2 separate regions of the Mus musculus genome follow, and region 2 is linked to region 1. A link is a loop called in an ENCODE intact Hi-C map of the cell type or tissue named here. Cell type or tissue: heart. All regions are shown on one strand. Links, peaks and the distances in the headings refer to the core of each region. The heading gives the core; the rest is flanking DNA. Region 1 has its middle 30 kb from the start of Gm36475. Region 2 has its middle 21 kb from the start of Gm41046.

Region 1 (11,893 bases), core at 1,672-9,671:
GACTGCACCATTGTACTATGCCAACAGCCAGGTTCACTTCCTCTCAATGTGCCTGCCATTCTTCCCAGAATCCCAGATAGAGGTTTGAAGCAATGCCCTTTTATGTTCACTGCTGTGTCTTCAAAACACTAAGACCCAGAGTCCTGAGTCTACTAGACATTCACTAAACAGTCATGCCGAGCTTAGAAACACACCAAAGCCTTCTCAGCTCAGTGGAGGATCACTGAAGAAACTTTTCAGGGGAGGAGACACCCCATCGTTATGCTTTTATTCCACTGTGTGGATTCAGTGTGCTACTGGCGATGGGTTTGCTGAACTTTGCCCTAGACATGTCATGGCCCTTGACAGTAAGCTTGGCCGTGGACTTGCTTGGACTATGGAATGGTAGCAAACTCGAGGCAAGCAGAAACTTAAAACACACATATGGGTTTCTGATTTCTCTTTTGGAACTCTGCCACCAACAGCAGCACAAGCCCAGACTAGCCTGCTGGGAGGCAGAAGGTCATATGGAACCGAGCTTAGTCACCTCAGTTGAAGGCCATCCTAGGCCAGCTACCCAAGCTGGGTGGTCATCCAATTAGTGATATGTGAGTGAGCCCAGTCCAGATCAACAAAACAGCTAAGCTGACCCATATAAGAAAGAAATGTTGAATGGGTATTTTAACACTAAGTGTTGGGCAAGTCTTTTATATCATATTATTGAAGTTCATAGATAACTGACACACTGTCTCACTCAACAGTGACCTGGGTTCAGTTGTCATTAATACTCTGAATAAAAGAAAAGTGAGAATCAGAGAGAGAGAGAGAGAGAGAGAGAGAGAGAGAGAGAGAGAGAGAGAGAACAGAATTTTACTTGGATTGTCTAAGTCTTTGGACTTCAAACTGAGTAGTACTCCTTTCTTTTTGAAGACCATAACTGTCACTTTGTTTAAAAAGAGAGCAATCATGTCATGAAGGTCCATGACATTAATTATGCAAAGCAAAAAGAAGGGAGAATGGGACAGAAAGAAGGACAAAAGGGAAGTAGAAGGAAGGCAGGGAGAGACAAAGAAAAGGAAGAGGCTGGTGTTGGCTTTATGAATTTAGTTTTATAGTGGTACTCAGGGAATTCTAAGTGATGTCTATATATACTATCGTCTAACTTAAGAAATGGGTTAAAGAGAACTTTTTTAAGGGTGGGAAAGGAAAAGAGATGTAGACAAGAAAGGACAGGGTAAGGAATGTGTGTTTCTGTAAGACAGATGGTATTGTTCACCCTACTTTTGGCTGGGCAGGCAGTCAGGGAAGTACTTTCTAGGGAGGTGGCATTAATTCTGAAATTTGAATAACAAGAAAGAGCCCTGCTAGGAAGAACATTCCAAGTCAAGAAGACAGCTGTGGCAGAGGACCTAAGAAAGAATGAAGCTTGTTAAGTTTCAGGGATCCAAACAAGGACTGAAGGGTATGATGGAGTGGTTGGGAGAAGAGCAGGTTTTATTTTCAGTGACGTCTGACATATATTTCCAGGAGATAGACTAGAGGGAGAATGGACAGTAGGCATACAAAGTGAGATGTGAAGAGAGCAGATTTGAGGAAGAGATGATGGTTGCTAGCTAAACTCAAGGTTCTTAACAATGTCTGCAACAGACAATGGCGTGTGGAGATCAAAGAACTGGATCTACCAATGGATGCAATATGTGGGGTGAGCATGAAAGGTGATTCCAGGTTGGGGCTTGATGGATAGTGGTGTCATTTATTAAAATAGGAAGCCATACAAAGAAAAATACTTTATTTCCAGAGGGAATCTAATAGAAAAGGGGGAAGGAAGAGAAATATGAATAGTGATGAAAGGTTGAAAAGGTCAGGTTATCAGGGTAGAGGTAGAGAAACTCTTTCAGAGCCCCTACTGGGCAAAGCTTTGGAGCCTTTAGAACCACTCAAGGCCACTCTGTCAGCAGTATTCTGTAGCCCTCGCTTCCCCTTCCACTGAAGCTGGCTGTACCATTTGTAGCCACGCCTCTATGCTTTTTACAACCATTTCCTCACTGCCTGGGAACTTTCTCTTGTCCACCCCATCATCCTTCCTCCCTTCCCTCCCTCCATCATCAATGGCAATCCCTTGGTTTGCCTTTCAATCCTTCTCTATGGAAATCAGAACCCATTCCAACTTCGCCAGGGGCGAACAATAGCTACTTTCTCCATTGCATTTTTTGTTTGTCCGTTTTGGTTTCCTTCTGTGGATTTATTTGACCACCAGCTCCTCTCTCCCGCGTTCTTTCATCACATCTGGAGGGTAAGCTATCCATCTTCTTAGATATAGTAGTCCCCTTGCTGGGTACTGTGGTAAGACATCATCGGCAGGTCAGATGACAGCACAGCCTTCCCTGGCCACAGACCCTGCTCAGGGATTCTATTCCACCTTGAGTTTCTGAACCTGTTTGAGATCTCTCCACTCTCTAATTCTGCAGTTCTTTACAGGAGATGATACCACTTCCTGCTTCTACGAATTGATAGACACCACGCTACGGCAATGGCTTCCGCATCTGGCAACAGACCTGCATGCTTTTCCACATCTGTCTTTTTCCTTTCCCCTTCTAGCTGTAGTGAAGGAGTTGGTTCTTCTTCATTCTAAGATTTCTCCATCCTTCTGGTCTTTGAATCCTATCTGCCTCTATCTTTTAACTTTGATAACTCTACCTTTCTTTATAACTTCACATGTATGTGTCAAAGACAACCTAGTTAAATTAAAATTCTTCCTTGGAGCCCCCTCAAAGCAAATTTCTAGCCTTTGTCATCATTCCAATGCCTCTGTCCTTGCCAGCCATCCCCCTTGGTCTTCCTTGCTAAATCTAGCACATTTCCTTCTTCTGACCAGTGCCACCAGCAGTCACCAAGATGCAGCTTTCAGCCATACTTCCTCAAATGACTGGATCTCTCAGAGGCCTGTCATGCTGTTAGCTGTTGCATGTTCACCTTCAGCAAGAAGTCTCCACTTCACTGGCAGGATACTGACTAAGTTTCTTCCTCACCTGCTGGCCTGCCCTTCCTTTATAATCTCCTGCAGCTCTCTTCTCTTTCCCAGCCCAGCTATTACATGTCCTCTTCCCATCTGACATACTCATCAGATGATCTCACCCATGCCATGCACACTGGTAACTTTCAAACCTTGAAAGTTACAGCCAAGAAAATTCTACAGTCAAGAACTTCTACTTAGCCTTGGATTCACAAACTTCTCAGCTCACTCAGCATCCCCAAGTAAAATCAGACAGATCCCACAAAGAGCATGTGTAAACCTGAACCTGCAATCTTTCCCTCACCACTCTTTTCTTCCTCAAGGGAATGACCTTCCCTTTCATGCAGTTCTGCCTATAAAAAGGATGGGAGTCACATATAGTAAATGCTGTCATTCTTACCTGTCTATCATCTATTCACAATTATAGTGCTAAATTTGCTTCTCTACTCTGTGTGTACTTGATATAGAATTGGTTCTACTCTTGAGCTCCAGGCACAAACATATTGCTTGAGACCAGCTAATGAGGTTCCATTCTAGAACATTTCCTGAGAATATTGACAAGTCCCCTTCTGCTAAAGGAGTGAGTGTCCAGAAAGGGTGCAAACCCAGAGCTACCAGTAGCTATTTTGTTAGCATGAGAGAGGAGCTTCAAGGAAAGGGTGAAGCCAACACAAGAATAGGAAAGAAAGGTATTGTTAAAGACATGATCTGAATTCCTGGGGTGAGCTGTGTTGACACATCGGATCTACTCAAGGACATTTGGGTACATGAGACAAGACATTTTCACTAGGTCCTTAGCTAGCTTGAACCTGGAGTGTAATTACTTGCACAGCTCCATAACACAGTCTAAATAGTTACATCATTGCATGTATTTCCTCCTTCCCTCCCCCTTCTCAATCACATCAGTCCCTACATCTTTCTGGTTCCACTTCCTAGAAAGCTAAATGGATCTCTAAGTTGATCCGCTTTAGTCTACTCTGTCCACCAATCAAGGCCAAGACATTCAATCTCAACTGATCCGCTAAGGTGGCATTCCATCAGGTTCATTGCTGTCTTGTCAGCAATCTTGTCTTCATGGCTGTCTCCTCAGTGTGGTCTTTATCCAGAAGCGAGCATGTCCTTAGCAAAAGCATCAATCAGATCATGCTTGCTACTGCTTACAGTCATTCACTGCTCCTTCTTGCCCATACAATCAATACAGTATTGCCATGGCCCAGGGCCCTGGATGCGCCGACCTGGACCTCATTCCTGGCTCATCACATTCCATTTTGCCCATGGTTTCTCTATTCTGGTCATAAGAGAAATGACTCACAACTAACTCCAATATGTTAGCAAATTCTTATTTCTGATGCCAAAAGTAGGCTTTGCCTTCCTTTTCCAATAGACATTCCTTTAGAGAAGCCCTCCTTTGCACCAGACCAGACCTGCCTCCCCAAGTCTCTCCCTGTGCCTAGATAACTTCTATCCTCTGCCCCCTCAATACCAGCCTGTGTCATCATTTAATTTGGTACTTTGTGTTAACAATTAACTTGTGGGTTACCTTCCCTGCCAGACCTGAAGCACCATGAGGGCAGACCAGGCCTGTTTGCTTGACCACACTCTCTTGCTATATGTCTGATACAAATTTTGACTGACTTTGCTATGTTTAGGTCTGAATAAACTTAAAGAAAAACAAATGTGGGCTACAGAGAGAGAAGATGGCTCAGTGGTTAAGAGAAGAAGAGATGTTTTCCAAGATTTCAAGCAGGTTTACAAATTTCATTTTAGACTAAAGGCTGTACATTTAAAATCTGACCATCTGTTATACCAATAAGGCGTAGTGATTGTAGGTGAAGATAAAGCAGAAAGTTAGGCAGTTTTTTTTTCAAATCTGCTTTATGTAAAGAATAAAATCTGAACACACACACAGAGAGAGAGAGAGAGAGAGAGAGAGAGAGCAAACTTCAACCTTCCCTGTTTTTTTAAGTTTATGAAAAATTGTTAAATTCATGTGCTTTACTGGACAGGATATCTAAAAGCCATGCAGGGCCCTGCACTTGAATTTAGTTTGAACAAACCAACTGTAAAAAGACATTTTGCAGACAAGCAGGGCAAATTTGAACATAGACTGGGTTTTAGAGGAGATAAAAATTTATTGGCAAGGAAAGATTCATAAACTAAAAAAAGCAGTTTACAAGCAGCATGTACAACACTATCTCATTTTGATAGAAACATGTAGTGTATACAGGTGTTAAGAGTGGTAACCTGTAAGGGGTAGGAATGTGGGGCTAGCACTTTTAAAACTTTCTTTATCTGAATTTATAACTTTCCACAAAGCACACATGACTTTTGTAGTAATAAAACTTAAAATAGCGATTAGTTTTGCAAATGTTAAAGAAGGCTTACACAGACCCAAATTTATTCTGAAAGCCTTCCAGGACATTTTTTTTTTTCTATGTCCTACACCTTAGGAATGAATAGTATGTCCTAACTTCTGGGCGGGTCTCAGCATGAAGGATTAAACATTTCAGCACTGCTTGAAGCGAAGGGGAATCAATCAATTACTGAACACGCCTACATTTTCTCCTGGCAATGTCGTGAAAGGGCCTCCTGATCGCTTGCAGAGAAGCCACCCTCACAGTGAGGGGCTCACGCTATTACAGGCAACACTGAAATGGCCATTTCCCTCTCTAATGGAAAAATCCACAGTCCATCAACTCTTAAGAGTAGCAAGTATACAGAAAACTTAGAAAATGCTGCGTTCCAGTTGTCTGAGAAGGAGAGGGAAGGGTATTTTGATGACAACTGAAAAAGCCAGGCAAAGGTCATTATCAGACAACTACTGAACTGCATATTTATATTCACATCCTGGAAAACTTTTTCTCACAGGACTAAGTGAAGCTTGCATCCAAGGTGGTCCCTGTGTTCCTTATGTGAACAATGAAGTCTGGACGAAATCTAAGACTTAATTAATTCACAACTATGTTTCATTAATTAATTATATATTGTATATGGTTAGAACACAAATACATCTATAGACACTGTACATACATCTATATATAGCAAATATATATTTGCTAGCATTTTCCCTGGGTTCCCACACTGCTGAAAGAGTCCCCTGTAGAGGGCACTAGTCAGTTGTTAACCTTTGTGAATCTGTTTAAATCAAGGGAAGGAAGTGACCTGAAGGATCACATAACCAACTCTTCCTCCTCAGGAGGTAGAAACTGAGGCCCAGGGAGATTGGGGGTGGGGGTTAGGAGGAGGCTTGCTCAGTCACAAAGCAAGTACCGTACAGAGCTAAGAAAAAGTCAGCCTGCTTTGTGGTTTTTAAAAAGAAAAGAAAGAGAAATACAAAACCCAGAGGCCACAAACCCATTTGCATCTAGTTGACCATTTATGAATCACAGGCCCTGAAGACCACAGCACTGGCACCATACGTACATGATCCCAGAGAGCCCACTGTTTGAAACACTTCTGTAAGAGGCATTTCATCACCGAGTCCCTCCCATCTGCAGTATCTTGCAGCAAAATTTGCTGAGCCTTTACCATTTTCCCAATAACCCTTGTTATCTAAACATTACCAAATACATTTGCACAGCTCTGAAACTGCATTAGTAGGAAGGATACACCGTGTTTCTCTTTCTCCCGATCCCATCAAAAGCAGTCCATTGTGAACCATGCGGTGGAGCGGGTTCATTTATTTTGTTAGGATTAGGCAAACTGGACTGGCAGTGTGGTTTCCAGAAAGGCTGCCTGATGATGTGTCACCTTACGGTCAGGTTAGAGAAACACCTTAGATGCATGAGTTCATTTCTGTTGCTGTGATAAAGCACCATGACCAACAATGGCTTATGGGAGAAAGAGTTTATTTTGGCTCATGCATCAAAGGGCGAGTCTGTAATGGCAGGGGAAGCATGGCAGCAGGTGGCAGGAGTGGGAACTGAGAGATCACACCTTCAACAGCAAACATGAACCAGCGAGAGAGATAGCTGGAAGTGGGTCCAAGCTATGAATGACGTCTGTAAGCCCACCCCCAATGACATATTTCCTCCAGGTGGGCTTCATAACGTCCTCAAGCAGCACCACTGAGCAGAAACTAAATAGTCAAATATATGAGATTCTGGGGACATTTCTCATTTAAAACACCACATATGATTATGTATGTCTTGCCCATATATCGAAACTGCTGCTCGTGGACCCCGTCTATATGAACCATGGTTTTATATGTCTGATGTTTTAGCTTTTCATTTCTCTGTTTGTTGTTGTTTTGAGGAATAAATGAGTTCAGGACAGCACACTGTAGTTGGGGAATCACAAACTTTGGAACCCAGGAGACAAGTTAAATTTTAACTCTTGCTTCCATTTATGAATAAATTGGGTCTAATTCAGCAAATTATTTAGACTTTGAGCATCAGACTTCTTATCATAGCATCTATCCCGTAGGGTAGGGATTAAAAAAATGTATGCAGTAAGAGAAGATGGTCTGTTTTGAGATTTAGAAGAGAGAAAGCAGAATCCCACTGTGAAACAGATTCAAGGTCATGCTACTAAGAGAAGGCATTGTTCTTAAGAGTCTGAAAATAGACTGAATGGGCTTTCCAGTGCATGGTCTTCAGTTCTCAATCCTCTCCAAGTTACTCTGACAGTAATTTTATGATTCTTTTACCCATGTGGCAGTGGTATTGCTAGTATCCAGCCCACATCACCCCACACATTTCAGAGATAAACCTACATGCTCAGGAACATGAGAGAACGAATCTGTGAGATAACGGCTTCTCTCCCTCCTTAATATTTCCTGGGTGCAGAGAAAACATTCCAGCATCTGTGTCCAGAAAAATCCAACATTTTCTTGCTGTTGATAGGAATGAGAAGGCAGGTAGCATGTTCCAAAGGTTTGATGGCCCAAGTACAGGTACCCTACTGCTGTTCCAGGCTCTTTTAGTTTTGAATGACCTATTCATACTTAGGTAACATGTGCTGTGAGGATTTTAAGAGATGCATTGCTTCATCCCACTGCAGCAGGTCTGAAAAGGAAGACACTATCAACTTCAATATGTTGCTGGAGAACCTGGAGTTTGGGGAAAACTGCATGCTTGCACAAATCATTCATCAAGTTCCCAGTATGGTAAAGCCTGGCTGAACCTCTGGAATAGGGGCTTCCTAACTCATTCTTTTTTTACTCATACTGAATTCTCCAAATGTAGCAATAATATGCCCAAAGGAATAAAATCAAGGAACCTTAAAAAGCCTCTGCAATCTAAAATGTTACTATCCTCATAAGCACGTGACTTCATTCTTTGAGCATTTTCATTAGAACAACTTTCTTGTCCAGAAAACCCTTACTCAGTAAAGTAAGGGTTGTTTTGTGGTCATTCTAGACACTTCCAGAAAGATCCATCGATTTCTCAACTGAAGGCATCATGGGAAATTTTTCTACCAATTTGAGCATTTTCTTAGCCCCCTCATCTCAAAATCTCTACCTCACTGTCTCCAGCAACCCTACAAGATCCCATCATTATGATCCTCACCCAACCCAAGCCCACCCTCACATGCCTGCGAGAGAGGATGCACATTGTGAGATGCACATCCCAGTTCCAATCTTCAAAACTTTAAGAGTATCCCCCAAGGTCTCCCTCAACTTTCACTAGCTCTTTTCAGACTCTGCCAAAGCAGCATTCCTCATTTCCTGCAAGGAACTGATTCTGCCTCCTCAGGGACATTTGACAGTGTCTGGGGACATCTCTGATTGTCACGGCTGGGTCAAGGTGGAAGTCAGGGATGCTGCTGATCATCTACAGTGTACAGAGCCTCCTCCACCCAGAACAATGAGTGTAGATGGGTTATTTTGATGATATTACGAAGCCAGCATTTGATCCACAAACAAAATGGCTTCGTGAGTGGACTAAAGTCTTCACCCAGCCTCTGAACCCTCCTCAATGATTTGTTAGCTTCTCTTGCTCTTGATCACAATTATCCATGCTGCCTAACAAGGCTCAAACCCACAATGCCCATCGTAAGAAATTTCACTCTGCCAATTTTGTATGGTCCCTCCATGAAAAATTAATTCTGTACTGTATGTTGTTAATGGATTGTCTGAAAGATAGGCTTAGGATACACAGTTTTGTGGGTGTTCTTGACCATACTAATAATGCCAGAATTCCCAGAGTTGTAAAAGTGACTTTAGTAGAGAGAAGGCACTTTTTTTTCCCTTTGTAGAAAAATAGCACAATTTCTCTGTAAAGAACTAGAGAGGGTGAGATATTGTCAATTGAAATTGACACTTTGAACCTCACATATTCTCCCGAATATTTCCACTGGCAATAAAGGTTCCTTGCAGTTACAGGATCAAATTGTGATCCAAAAATATAAACAGACTACTTCTTCCTGTTTGTAATAAGTAAAGGACGAAGTTGGGGAAAGAATAAGCAGCCCTGGTATTACTTAACTCGAAATATTATGCAAGGATGTTTAGAAGACAAGTAACAGGCTTTGGATCTGAGAGATTTAGCTGGCACCAGCTTTCTCTGTGGTAGAGATGGCTCAAACACTGTGACACAGAGAGATGGCTCATGCTGTTGGAGCAAGGCCCAGGATGATGTCAGTCTATGCAGGGACCTTATTGATAACCCCTGCAGCAATTTCTCTATCACCAGGACTGTCACCGACTCTTCCTGAAGCTCTCAGGCATATCTCTAAAACAGGATCTCAGACCTTAGGCAGGCCTGGAGGGCTTGGTTGGGTTTTCCTTCATGAAAGTTCTTGGGATGGTGCATGTCTCTGGTTTCATGGGGATGTATGTGTAGAATCTCAGAGTAGCAATAAAAAGTTGAAAGTAAAATTTTGTCATTTGAAGAATATACAGAGCTGGTAGCTGGACTTTACTTATCTAACAAGAATGCTAGGAACTGCAACTGCCATCGGACTCCATTCCCAAGAGTATCTTGGAACTCAGAGGCAGGGAGGCGAACTGCATGAAAACCCAGCAGAACCTTCAGAACCCTGCCACCACGTGATCTCATTCTCCTGTACCTTAGCTGTGCCTGGCACGTAAAGCTGACCTGAGATACTGAGTGGAAGTATACAGCACTGAGTACTTCTGCATGTGTTCCTAAGTGATCCCATCTCACATCCTTGTTATCTATCTGTCATAAGATAATTATTGGACCCCTAACCACCAGACTCAAAAAAAAAAAAAAAAAAAAGAGACATGTTTCTTTCTGGGATTTGGTGACAAGTCTGGGATATCTGGGAGCCTCTGTTCTTCCAGAAACTACAGCTGAGATCACAACATCTCTGACTATGCCAACAATAATAAATATCTTACCAGACTGATTTCCGGATATCTGCCCAGGATCCAGCCAAGTGAATGTGGTGGGAACCCTATCTTCTATCTTCCTTAAAAGATTCAAACGAGTGGGAACACTATAGAATATTCTTTTTTGTGTACTTGTGTCTTGGTACTCTTATTATGGAATCCTGCCCTCCTAAGGACAGCTATGTCCTGCCCCTTTCATTTTGTCCCCCAAGAGCTCAGCTAAAATCCACAGAGAGTGGCCATTCTTTCACATGCTGGAGGCGGGGTGCAGATTGTGGGCTCTTGGCTGAGAAGCGGTTAAATGTCAGGCTGGAGGCTGAAGAATTTGTAGCCAGTGGAACATAAATGTGGGCTTCCTGAGCTTCCCATTAGCAGCTGGTGTCATACCAGAAAGTGTTCATGTAAGTCTAGATGATAGACCCCAGTAATGGTCTTTATGAGTTCCTGCTTGCTGCTTTGCCAGTGTTGGGATGTCTCATTTCAGCATTGTCTGCCTAGTGGGCATATCAGGCTTTTCATCTTTACTTTATTTTTGAGATTATAATATAATTACACAATTTTCTTCTTTCCTTCCCCAAACCCTCCCAAATATTCCTCCTTATTCTTTTTCAAATTTATGCCCTCTTTTCTCAGGATTTATTATTAAACTCACACATATGCAATGTATATTATATAGTTATAATATATATATAATAATTATATTACTGTAATATCTAATTGTATTATGTAATTATATATGTGTGTGTGTGTGTGTGTGTGTGTGTGTGTGTGTGTGTGTAATATAACTTATATGTATGTATTCAGGGCTGAGCACATAAGTTTTGAGGTAGCCTAAGATAACTTCTCAGAAATCTCATTTTCACTTCCTATAGCAATGACAGTCTCCACTTTCCTTTTTGTTTAGAGTTTCTATTATTGTGCTAAAATCATGACAAAAAGCAACATGGGAGAGGAAGGATTTATTTCAGCTTACAGTTTCATGTCAGGGTTCTATTGTCAAAGGAACTCAAGGCAGAAACCTGGAGGCAGGAAGTGAAGCAGGGAGCATGGAGGCATGCTGCTCACTGGCTTGCTCCTCCTGGCTTGCTCAGCCTGTTTCTTTATACACTCCAGGAACACCTGCCCAAGGGTGGCACCACCCATGATGGGGTGAGCTCTCCCACAGCCACTAACTAAGGAAATGCTCATGAGCTTGCTTAGAGCCTAATCCTATTGATACATTTTCTCCATGTGGTTCCCTCTTCTTAGATAACTCTAGCTTGTATCAAGTAGACATTAAACTAGCCAGCATACTGGTTTTTTGCTCTTTAGGGAAAACCTTAGGTTCTGAGAGTTGAATCTTCTGCCCCTTTGGGGGGCATGCCTCTTGTAGAACTGATATCCCTTTAGAGACTTTAAATTGCCCATTTCCGAGCAGTAGATCCCTTAAAAGGAAAACACATCCAAACAGGTGATGGAAAAGAACAAAACCATACTATACCTAAAAAGGGAAGTAGACACAATAAAGAAAAGCCAAAGTGAGGTAAAGCTGGAGATAAAAAACCTAGGAAAGAAATCTGGAACCATAGATGCAAGCATCAGCAAGACAATACAAGAGATGGAAG
Region 2 (11,893 bases), core at 1,380-9,379, 1.1 Mb after region 1:
TGCTACTGAAGGCCTAGATGTTTTCATAACATAAGAACTCGTGATTATTACCATTGCTGGGACTCACTCCGTTTGCAGGCAGCAGAGCAGAGCACCTGATCCACACAGCGTAAATGATTGGTGAAAGCGATTGGGTTGACAAGGCTGCCCACTGTGCCTGTGCCATCCACTTGAGTCCCCTATGAAATCTCATCATGATTACATCTTTCTGTGCACCACTTGGTACTTATCTATTCAGAACATCACATTATCAGTGATGAGATGGGCCTTTAAGATGGCAGCCTCTGGCCCTGTGAGGCTCTGATGGCGCAAAAGAAGAGTTCTCTGTTCCAGGCTATGAGTTGACTCAGATACAGGAGAATTTTTCATAAGGCAGCCAGTGCTACTTGGCTGTATGTTATGTGTGGGACCTCTGAGTCACAATTTAAACCTGATCATCACCTGAATCATTTTCAAAAGTGAGTCCCTTATGGATTGTGCCTGGACAGTCAGGGAGCTCAGAGGAAACTCCCTCAGCCCTTGAAGGCTACAGAGGAGGGTTACACTGTAGAGAGGGGAGGAGCCCTGAGTGTGCGAAGCCCTAAGTGACTATGTGTTACTGACATGAACACAGCCATATCCGGGACCAGAGCCTCCGATCCACGGGGAAAAGGCAAAGCTGAACTCCAACTCCCACCCTGGCGAAGCCTTCCCTCACGGCCCAAGTGCAAATGTTAACAGTGTGTACAGGTGTCACCCTGTCAGCCGGGCGTGGTGGCACACGCCTTTAATCCCAGCACTCGGGAGGCAGAGGCAAACGGATTTCTGAGTTCAAGGCCAGCCTGGTCTACAAAATGAGCTCCAGGACAGCCAGAGCTATAAAGAGAAACCCTGTCTCAAAAAAACAAAAGAGAGAGAGAGAGAGAGAGAGAGAGAGAGAGAGAGAGAGAGAGAGAGACAGAGAGAGAGAGAGAGAGAGAGAGAGAGAGAAGATGCCTGTCATAGCTTTGTCCCCCAGGGATAGTTATAGCGTGAAGACCACTCCCCTACTGAGACTGCTCATGCTGAAATTATCTAAACCTGTCTCCTCGATCCAGCTGTAAACCATCAACCCTACCTCCTCGTTCATTTGTATGTAATAACTCCACCTCCTTGTTCAGCTGTGTACAGTGATCTCTGCCTTTCTGTTAAACTATATATAATAAAATATATTGAACTACCAGAGTGCCACAGTTTCTCCATCACAAAGCTGGTCCACCCAAATCTCCCAGGTTTCTCTCTCTCTCTCTCTCTCTCTCTCTCTCTCTCTCTCTCTGTGTGTGTGTGTGTGTGTGTGTGTGTGTGTGTGTGAGTGTGTGTGTACATGCGCGCACATTCCTGATCCCTGCATTTCAATATGGCAAACACATAAAAGACTGGAAAGACAAGTATGCTAACATGGATTCTCTGTTTTCTCAGTCTTAACACGACTCTTCAAGTAAGACACTTCATCTCTCAGTGACATTCTCTCCTTTCTTAGAAAGAAACCTGTGTATTCCTCTACCTAGCGACTGTAAGTCCCTTCCTTTCTGTCATTTCCTACTACTATGCTAGTGCCATACTCCTGGGTAAAAGCCATAGTCGTCACATTCATCACCAGAGACCCCAGCTCTACCCTGATGCCCCTCTACTCGGGTTCCAAAGTTCCTGTCGTCTCAACCTTGCAATGCTGGCCTCTCAGCCTGACTTTTCTTTACTAGCAAAACATGCCTGCTTCGGGCCCTGTTTTCTAATAAGAAGTTGTGAGTTAGCAAACAGGCAAACTGACCTTACTAAAAATGTCTAATATCTTGTATGCAGCAAAATTAAGGAGTAGGACTGATTCTGAGCAGTGGTTTTTTTGGGGGGCTTTTTTGTTTTTTTTTTTTGTTTTGGGGGGGTTGTTGTTGTTGTTGTTGTTTTTATTGAGAAAATATACACATCCCTTATTTTCTGAAGTCAGTCTTACACTTGGATATAGTTTAGCTTGCTCCTGAGTGCAAGTCGACAAAGTCAGAACTGTGGCAGCTGTGAGCCTCTCTGACACACCTGCAGTCTTTGGGTAAAGCTCCCTCCAGGCTTCCGTCCTGACCTGGACCTCGTAGATCTCCCGTTGTGCGTTTTGCCTTCCCTGTGTTGCATGTGCTATTGGAGCAGACTGACTTGCTTTCCTTCCAGAATAACCTTGTAGGGAAGGAAGTTCACGCCGCACCTGTGCCTTGAGGGTGGCCTGGACTCTCATCCTAAGTCCGCGTTGATCACCTAGTAAGTACCTACTTGCTTATTTATAATGCCGAACTTGGATGCTAGCACCTGAGATCCAAAACTCTTAGTTTGCTTCTGGATTCTGCCTTATCCATACTGGAGAGGGATTGAATCTCATAAAAGGAATTGGAAAAGACCTGCTACGGAGGGATTACCCAGGACTGCAGAATCTTCATGACCCTTTGCTGAAGGAGGGGGGCTAGTCTTTTTTTAAAAGAAAATGATATACATACAGAAATAATTTATCAACTGATTAAACACCAAGATAAGGTACATGATTCTTCAATATCACTAACAAATCAACTGCTAGCCAGCTCTCGACTGATCTTTTACAGGTCTTTTAATGTTCCTTAACAAGAGGCTTCTAAGGGTTCGAAAATAGATTGTTGGAGTCTGCGCCCAAATCAACAAAGGCCTCTCTTGTAGCCCCCCACCTCTCAAGGCAAGCCTGTGGGGTTCAAGGCCTGACAGCCGGATGTGGGCCTGGCATAGAAAATATGTTGTATGTATTTGTAGCATGCTGTATATACCACTGAGGAATGTCTGTGGCTTCAGAGAATCAAGCAGGTACCTGTCTATGCCTCCCATGGTCTCCTGGAGCTGAGCACCCAAGCAAGCCACCCCCAAGTCTCAACTGCATCAAATCATTAGCCAAAGAAGCCAAAGTCAGTGGCATCTTCGGAACAAGCCGCTAGCACATCAAAGATAACGCAAACACCACAAATAGGCCAGGCTGTAAAGAACACCCTTGTGTTTCTAAAGCAGAGGAGGAGCCTTGAGGCTCACTATAGATCCAAGTCCTCTAAGTGAGTTCTCCACATTCAGTATTCATGGCCCCTTTAAAAGGCAGAATTAACAAACATCAGAACAAAGAAATAAATGCCCGGGCTATCAGTGGTCAAGAACCATTGATCGAACACAGCTGGAAGCTTCAACGTAAACCCAGGTCTCCTGATTGTGTCAAAATTGAACGTGGTAGTGCACATCTGTAATACAAGCACCAAGGACTCTGAGGCAGTAGGACCAGAAGTTTGGGGCCAACCTGGGCTACATAGAACCATGAGTATAATTAATTCTTTAAATGTTCTTGGTTGCCTTCCTACTTTTGGGGCTTTTTTGAGGGTTTGAATTTTCAGGATTTTGCTGCTTGTCTTTAAGACTAGGCCCTACTCTATAGCCCAAGCTGGCCCTGAACTCACAGCAATCTTCCTGTTTCAGCCTCATGAGAGTTGGGATCATGCCTGACTTCACTAATTCTATATTAACCAACCTCCAAGTGATTCAAAATTCCTCGTGAGGGAACCAGATTATTTGCATTTTTTTCAAATCAAGTTAGGAATTTGGTTCTTTTGTGATGGTTTGCTCCAGAATCTAGGATACTTCCCCTTCTCAACTATCCTATAATTTTTAATTCTAATTACCATAGGATATATGGTATCTTAATTTTTTTAAAACACCATCAAATTATCTGAATTTTTTTAAAGATAATGTGATGAATTGTCCAAACAAGTTGCTTGGATCCCCAATGTACTGTGAGAATTGGCATATAAAAAGAACAATGTGTATATGTATCAGAAATAGCTGCTATCTTGGCCCAATGTATGACAGGGTATATTGCAAACTTTACTTTCTTTACAGTTCTCTCTCTCTCTCTCTCCCTCTCTCTCTCTCTCTCTCTCTCTCTCTCTCTCTCTCTCTCTCTCACACACACACACACACACACACACACACACCTTTCCTTCCATATACCTTTTCTACAAGCTAATAGACATATGATTCGTATAATAATAATATACAGTTCTGTTGACTACTTCAAAACAATTCATAGCAGTAGTAGCAGAAATAGCTGTTTATATTGCTGCAGGCTCAAATTTAGTTAACACACTGGTTATCTAAATAAGGAACATTCCTTAGAGGTTCATATTTTAATTAGCATCTTTTTTTCCCCAAGTAGGGACTGGATAATTTTTATATCATGAGTTGTATTTACAGCTGGAGCAATGCCTCTGTAATTGAGTCAGCCAAGAATCAACCCAGCCATAATTTTCATCAGCGACCTGTATGGTTTTCCCCAGCTAGAGGGAAAACCAGGGACCTTCCCCTGGCCACCTGCTCTGTGGATGATGGGAAAATATGACAGCTTGACTGACAAAGTGATGAGATTATATAAAAGAAGGAGAAAAGAAATACACACACCCTCAGGGTATAACTCAATGGTAAAGTATAGGCTTGGCACACTGGAGGCCCCGGGTTCAAACCCAGCTCACAGTCAGATACAGCAGTGCTGGGCTGGAGTCCCGGAGACTTTGTTTGCTGAATCTTAAGGACCCATGAACTCAAGACCAGATGGGGCAACAGAGTGAGATTCTGTCACATAATAACAACAAAATACTTCCAGCCACACACACACACACACACATACACACACTGCTCTCTATATTGTCTCTTTCCTTTTCTTTGTTAAAGTAATTCATAATGTTTTATTAGATTTTTATCTAAATTCAAATTGTGATGTGTAGACATTTCCCTCTAACATCCCTGAATTTTTCCCTAGAGAATAACTACAAGGCCCCATGCCATTTCCTGCCGTGTAGTGTGGCACTCGTAGGGGAGTTAGTTCTTGGGACCTCATGGTAGGAATGGAAATGCTCTCATATCTCCTGATCTAGAGGGCTGCTCTGAGTTCAGCAATGCGAATCCCTGGGCTTCTCTGCTTGTTCCCCTGGACGACTTTCCACTCCTGCCTTCAGGAACCAGATTGTCCGAGCCATTATAGCAACATCCCATCTTCCGTGTACAAACTTGTGAAATACCAGCTTTTCATCTCACTGTCGGCAAATGGACGCCTTATGCACATACAGAACACTCTGCCACGACTCTAGTCACTGGAAATAACGTGGCACTGACATCAGGGAGTCACATAACAGACGACATGTCTAAAGGACAGAACTATTTTCCACAGAGTATTAATTTACCAACTTCCTACATGACAATTTCCCAAAGCAGCCGAGAACATCTGTGACCCGCAGGCTTCATGTTTCCCTTAATGGGGCACTAATTGTTTTTAAATAAATGTCCCCCACTGTGCAAGCTCTCAACGTAGAATAGAAGTGGGTTGAGGGGTAGAAAGCCTAGCCTATCATTCTGATGTCTAAAATGTCACACTTTCAAAGATGCCAGGGAGATGAAATGCATTTAATAATCAATGTAAAAAATTTAACACATGTTGAAGCTCCTGTTTGAATTATAAAAGTATCAATTATAAAATGTCTACCCTCCCCCGCAAAAATACCAATTTCCACTCCCTATAACATTGCTCCTTAAAATGGTTACAGGCGGGATCCACATGCATACAGCAGACTACACAGGCGTTGCTGGTGCATGCGTTTTGCTGGCTCGCTCTTGACACAGACTATTTTCTGCACGAAAGGCTCTTTCATTGTGTTTTCCTTATTTGTATCTTTTTCGGGGTTTGGAAATGAGGTGTTTTCATAGCGCCACCTTGTGGTCATGAGCCATATGAAATTTATACACCCAGCCTAACCTCAGCTTCCTTTCCCGGACTCGGCTTGTTGGAGATTTTTGTTTCGCCTTTGTTATTGTTTTCTCTTTCCTTCTAGTTAATATTCAAGAGTTGTTCTTTGCCAGTGATGCTACTGAGAATAATGACCCAATTCAAACAAAATAGACCATTAAAAATTTTTATGAAAATGTCCTAATGTAGTACCTGCACACTTAGGGATATGCCCCTCAATCAAGGGACTGCGGAGAGGGGTGTGCTAAAACCCCATGGGCACAGGAGAAATGTTGAGGCGGGCTTTAACTGAGAGCATTCTGGCTAAACTTCCCTTACATCTGCCGTGGTTTTCAGGGCTGGCGCTGGTCTGAAATTCAGAGAGCTCAGCAGGACAGGCAACTGATTCCAAGGCACAACGATGGGAATATTAAAGCCATTGATATTCTCCACACGGCAGCAGGAGCCACAGCCAGGTGCTAAAGGAATTGGTGGTTTATGAAGAAATAATCAAATATTCTTTCCTTCCCTTCTCTTTTTTTTGTTTTGTTTTGTTTTGTTTTTTGTTTTTTTGTTTTTTGTTTTGCTTTTTTTTTCCAGCCTCACACCAGACCCAGCCTTCTTATCTCCAGGGAGAAGAGTGCCACTCTGTAAAAATAATAGAACTCTTCCCCCCATGTCTCCCAAAACCACTTCAATTCTGAAGGCTTCATTACACTCGAAGAAACTCCGGTCCAATGACAGGTGTGGACTGTCAAGCTTTGAGGTAGGTAATCATGGAATAGAGTTTTTAAGATTTAGATAACTAAATCCACTGAAGGCTCCATCCACCTTTGTAAGTCGTTGACTCTCAGAAATTTGAAACAGGCCGGGAGGTAAATTTGCATGGTAGAAACAAAAGAGGAGAGGATACCTGGGGGTGACATTAACAAGAAAGGACCCGGTCCCTGGGCTACTTAAGAGCACCAAGGCTGCTCAAGGACCTTCCCTGAGTGGAGGCCTTGGAAAAGGTGACCTAATTTAAAGGGCGAGCTGAGATTCACACATAACTTTGTGCATGCATGCGTGCACATAAGCTCAAGGATAAACATCCAGCCCCGTTGGCATAGACATCGGGTTTCGCCTCAGCTCCTAGATTTGACCTCTGTGAAAGACAATGGCTTCTGACTTTCTCAAACGTCAACAAGAAATCCGCAAAGAAGGCATAGGGGTCAAGGACTCGAAAGTCGCATTTGTAGACAGTGTCACAACAGTGTCGCCCTGACAGAGCGGCTGAGGATAAAACTCTTATGTGTTTGAACCTGGAGAGGATGAGGTAACTGGATGGGCCACAGGAAGTCCCAAGTGGGCCACGGAAATTGACAAACCCCCATGTGTCATCCCACAAGTGAAGGTTCTGGAAGTTTTCCAAGTCTGCCAGTGATCCCAGCTGACCTTTCTCAGTCTGGCAGACTCGGGGCCAGACTGTGGAGAAAATGACTGAGAAGCAAATTCCTGCTGCTTCCTGGTGAGCCCGCTTCACTTTCCAGTAAGTCCCCAGTGGTATAATTGTTCCTTTATCTGCACAGGAAGAGAATTGTCGATTCCTTCTGGAAACTAGAGAGGGCCTGCCCACTCTCCTGGATGCTGGCTCAGAGTCTGTGCATAGGCAGACCTGGAAGGAAGCCCGGTCCTGCGGGGACCACCATGTCATAGTAGCTCTCAGCATCAGGCTGGATGGGGACTTTAATTCTCTAAGATTCAAAGGCCTCGTTGATGATCACCAAGCAGAACTTGCTGTATGTTACTATGAAACTTGGACCAACAAAGGGTGACCCACTGGCCAAAGCCAGGCCCTCTCCTGTGTTTATGACCGCGTCTTTTCAGAAGCATATCCCCGCTCGTTCACATTAGTCCCCTGTACACCAACTCCCCTCCATGGCAGAGGTGAGGAGCTGCACCAGAGCTCCCATGTCTGCCCAGCCCGGATTGCTCACTGCCTGGGCCTTCACATGAGAAAAGCTCACTGACTCCAGTTCAGCAGAAAGGCCGTTCTGGTAAGGCAGTGTAGTATCTGGAAAGACCCTGAGAAGGGACTCAAAGGCCTGAACTCAGGCTCTGCCTCTATCAGAAACCAGCAGGTGAATGACTGAATACCTTTCCAGGGGCACGGGATGTAAAAAAAAAAAAAAAAAAAAAAAAAAAATGTGATCTCCATCTCCAGTGCCAAACTGGTTACCCAATACTTTTTGTTTCCAAAAGCTTTTTTTCCTATTTGTGACCCAAGGACTATGATATTTGAGGTTATTACATTGGTATTGACACCTTGTAAAAAATAAATAAATATGGGAATACAGAGATAGAGAGTTCCTTGGTTTAAAGCACTATCTGCTCTTTGAGAAAACCCAAGTTTGGTTTCTAGCATCCATCGAAGTAGAGTACCCTACAACCATCTATAACTCCAGCCTCAGGGGGGTCTGACACCCTTGCTGGCCTCCACATGTACATGTGTGTGCAGACACACACACATAGACACATAAATTTAAAAAAAAAAAAACATTTTAAAGAAAGACTAGAAACACTCATTTAGGTCCCCACACAGATGCATCCCAAAGTACTCAGAGCCCACTGATACACCCACACTTCCTGCATTGCCCCTCTACAGAAGAGACATGTGTCTTCTGGGGCCTCACCATCTGTGGAGCAATGATCAAAACATTACTATTCAGTTACTCTCTAAGCACAGCTGTAGAATCACGGAGACGTGTTTTTACAAAACCAAGCAATTGTCTGAGTCTGTCTCCCAACCGAAGAACGGGGAAAGTCTAATTCACAGAACAATTCCTACTTTATAGAGCCTTTATATACAACATGCGGGGTACACTCCTGTTTACTTGTTTTTCATGCCATCTTTATTTAGTGTGTACTTTATAAGACTTGCAAATAGTTTCCAAACATCTCCGAATTTAAGAGGAAAAATGCAACTGAGTGAAGCTGATTTAAATTAGCTTAGTCTGGGTTCTTCCCAGAAGCAGAGCCCAGATGAGAGAAGATGCCTTATTTTTGGAATTGATTTGAGGAAACAAGTAGAGAAACAGACAAATTAAAATAGGGCCAATCATAGGGTCTTCAACTAGGTTGGTTACTGGATATGGACAACCAAGGATCCTTCCTCCTGGGCTACTGTGAGCTTCTTTGTGGAATGGCTTCTGGTATACCTTCCTGAAGGATGTAGGTCAGACATAATGATACACTTACTCCCATTATTGCCCTATGTGGCTCTAATCTGCTCACATTTCCAGTGTGAACACGAGGCAGAAGTCAGATCTGCCACAGCCTGAAACTCCATATCAGCAACCAAAGATTGTATGATACACCGGCCGGAGGGAGCCCATGCATCACAACTGCATAGAGCATTCATAGCCAAGACCACAGTCAAACAGCAGGCTGGGAGAACATAAAGAAGGACACAAAAACACCCCACCCAGCATGTGAAGTCTAAACCCTACTATGTCATATTCCCCAATCACCAGCACTTAGGGTAGTATGGCTGCAGTAGTCCTTTACTATCAGGGATGCCTCTGACATTATAATAAATTCCCTTTGTTTGCTGGCTTATGCAGAAGACATCAGATTAACACTTTTGATGAAAAGGAGAACTCGAATTCTCTCCCATTGAATAGAGAGCAATGAATGGAGGAGAGTGTAAGAGATGTCTCCAGGGGCTTGGAGAGATGACTCAGTGGTTAAGAGCACTGACTGTTCTTCCAAAGGCCCTGAGTTCAAATCCCAGCAACCATGGTGGTTCACAACCATCTGTAATGGGGTCTGTAATGGGATCCGATGCCCTCCTCTGGTGTGTTTCAAGAGAACAACACTGTACTCACATACACAAAATCTTTAAGAGAGAGAGAGATCTTCAAAAATTGAGCAGTATCATAGAATTGTTTCAATAGACCAATGTGCTCCTAATTCAAGGAAGTACCAAGAAGGAAAAGTCACCCTTGAGCAATGATCAAAGCGCATGTAAAAAATAAAATAAAATAAATTTAGAGAGGCTTAAATAAATATGTGTGGGGAAATGAGCATCCATGCAGTTGATGAGGGAGACAGGTCCTCCTCCATCATGGCTCCCTGGACCTCATCCCAGCATATTGTGTTCCATCCACTGGTATCAGAGCTCCAGGAAGAGGTGACAAGAAGTAAGAGTTACTTGTTTTGCTTTTAAGAAAGCTGGCATCATAGAATTTAGATCTTCTCTGAAATTTTAGAAGCAAATCCAAGTTCATTCCTCTTTTTTTGTTGTTTGTTTCTTGTTTGGTTGTGGTGGAGTGTGTGTGTGTGTGTGTGTGTGTGTGTGTGTGTGTGTGTCTGTGTGTGTGTGTCTGTGTGTGTGTGTCTGTGTGTGTGTCTGTGTCTGTATGTCTGTGTGTGGTATAGTATGGTATGGTATGGTATGGTATGGTATAGTATAGCACATGCAATGCGTGTGTTTACCTGTGCCTGAGTTTGTAGAGGTCAGGGGTTGGCTTAAAGTATTTCCTTCCATTCCACTCCCCCTGTATAATTTTTTTATACAGGTCTCTCATTAAACTTGGAGCTCTCTACTCCAGGTAACTTAGCCTAGTCACCAAGCCCCGACAATTTGCCTGTCTGCCTGCTCGTTGCCCACATCCTTGGATTACAGGTGTCCACCAACAAACCTGGCTTTTCTGTGGGGGCTAGGGATCAGAACTCTGGACCTAACGCTTACCTAGCAAGCACGTTACCAGCTGAGCCATCTCCCTGGCTCACGGTTGTGTAGTTTGATGATCCCCAGATGGAAGTAGGTCAATCGTGTCAAACATTTCAATTCGCAAACCATACAACCTGACTTTCTGTAAACATGCAGAGAAATGTGGCTAAATTTAACACAAGGCTAAATGAGAACCACAGCAAGGCTTCATCCGTCAGAGACATTTTGTGCAAACATAGGTCTGTTATTTATTATTTTGTGTCCACCATGCATTACAATGCTAGCAAGAAATAATTTAAACCATTGGCCACCTCTACCGCCTTTTGTTCTGTGAGGCAGTATGATAATTCAAGTAGACTAACACCAGGACTCAACCCAGAAATTTAGACTTTTCCCACTCTGTAGAGAAGAAAATCAATCACTTTAGTATTTGCAGGACATGAGTGATGGCTATACAACAAGCAAGGCTGACTTTCTCAACTTACATCTGGCAAAACAAATTAATTCAAAACTCCTTTCATATACATGTATGCCAAAAAAAGAAAAGACAGGGATGGGCAAGTGGAGGAATAAGATAAGGCTGTGACAACCAACTACAGAAAGTGACAGCAGACACAGGGACAAAGGCGAGAGTAAGGTACCAATGAACTCTCCGGACCTTTATTTCCATGATTCTTAGAAAATGCCCTCAGTCCCCCTGCCCGCTTCTCATAGTCACAAGATTGCTGGTGGTGATGAATAGCCAGGATGGTGACCCACTTCCAAACAGTGCTACAGTAAGCATCCAAGGGCAGATGTGTCCTTGGCCATTTGATTTCAGTGCCATTAGATTTGGGTGTAAGGTAGCTAGATGGTGAGACTGCAGAGATGGCTCAACAGGTAGAAACATTGACTGCTCTGCAGAGGACCTAGGTTTGGTTCCCATCACCCACAGAGCACCTCACACTGATCTGAAACATGCTTTCAGCCTTTGAGGTCACCAGGCATACACATGGTACATTTGCATACTCACAGGAAACACTCAGACCCGAAAACACAATGAATAGTTCTTTAACAACATGAAGACGGCTGGGATTATAGAGTAGTTCTAGCTCTGGGTTTTTGAGGGATGTCTACAGTATTTTCCATGGTGGCTGCCTGGTTTACATTGCCAGCAGCAGTATTTAACCGTCCCCTATCTCCACATCCTGACCAGCATTGGATACTTTTCTTTTTCTGGGTAAAAGCCATTGTAGTGGGAAAGAGAGGCTCTCTCACTGTGGGTTTTTTATCTGGTTCCTTTGATGGTTGTGTTTTGTATGCTTGTTGGCCTGTTAGATATTGTCTTTTAAGAAAAGATTGTTCAGATCATTTGTGGGAATCTCTTTCTGGTTTTTTTTTTTTTTTTAAGAATGTATTTGGAT

What was found. Peaks named below come from ENCODE experiments on the same cell type or tissue, not always from the same donor. Only the 100,000 strongest peaks of a DNase experiment are listed, where the experiment ranks them.
Region 2: a loop joins it to region 1, with 2.6 times the contacts of the local background. A loop is called at or near these places in 6 of 42 quality-filtered maps.

The regions. Positions count from the first base shown.
Region 1 is chr13:101,504,012-101,515,904 of GRCm38, forward strand. No RefSeq gene overlaps it. Among named protein-coding and RNA genes, the nearest start is that of Gm36475, 30 kb to the right of the region's middle. In heart, for the core only: a CTCF peak has its summit at 6,088 (motif pointing right); a DNase peak (open chromatin) is centred at 9,560.
Region 2 is chr13:102,639,287-102,651,179 of GRCm38, forward strand. No RefSeq gene overlaps it. Among named protein-coding and RNA genes, the nearest start is that of Gm41046, 21 kb to the right of the region's middle. In heart, for the core only: a CTCF peak has its summit at 5,769 (motif pointing left); DNase peaks (open chromatin) are centred at 5,715 and 7,265; H3K4me3 peaks cover 339 bases; H3K27ac peaks cover 1,456 bases.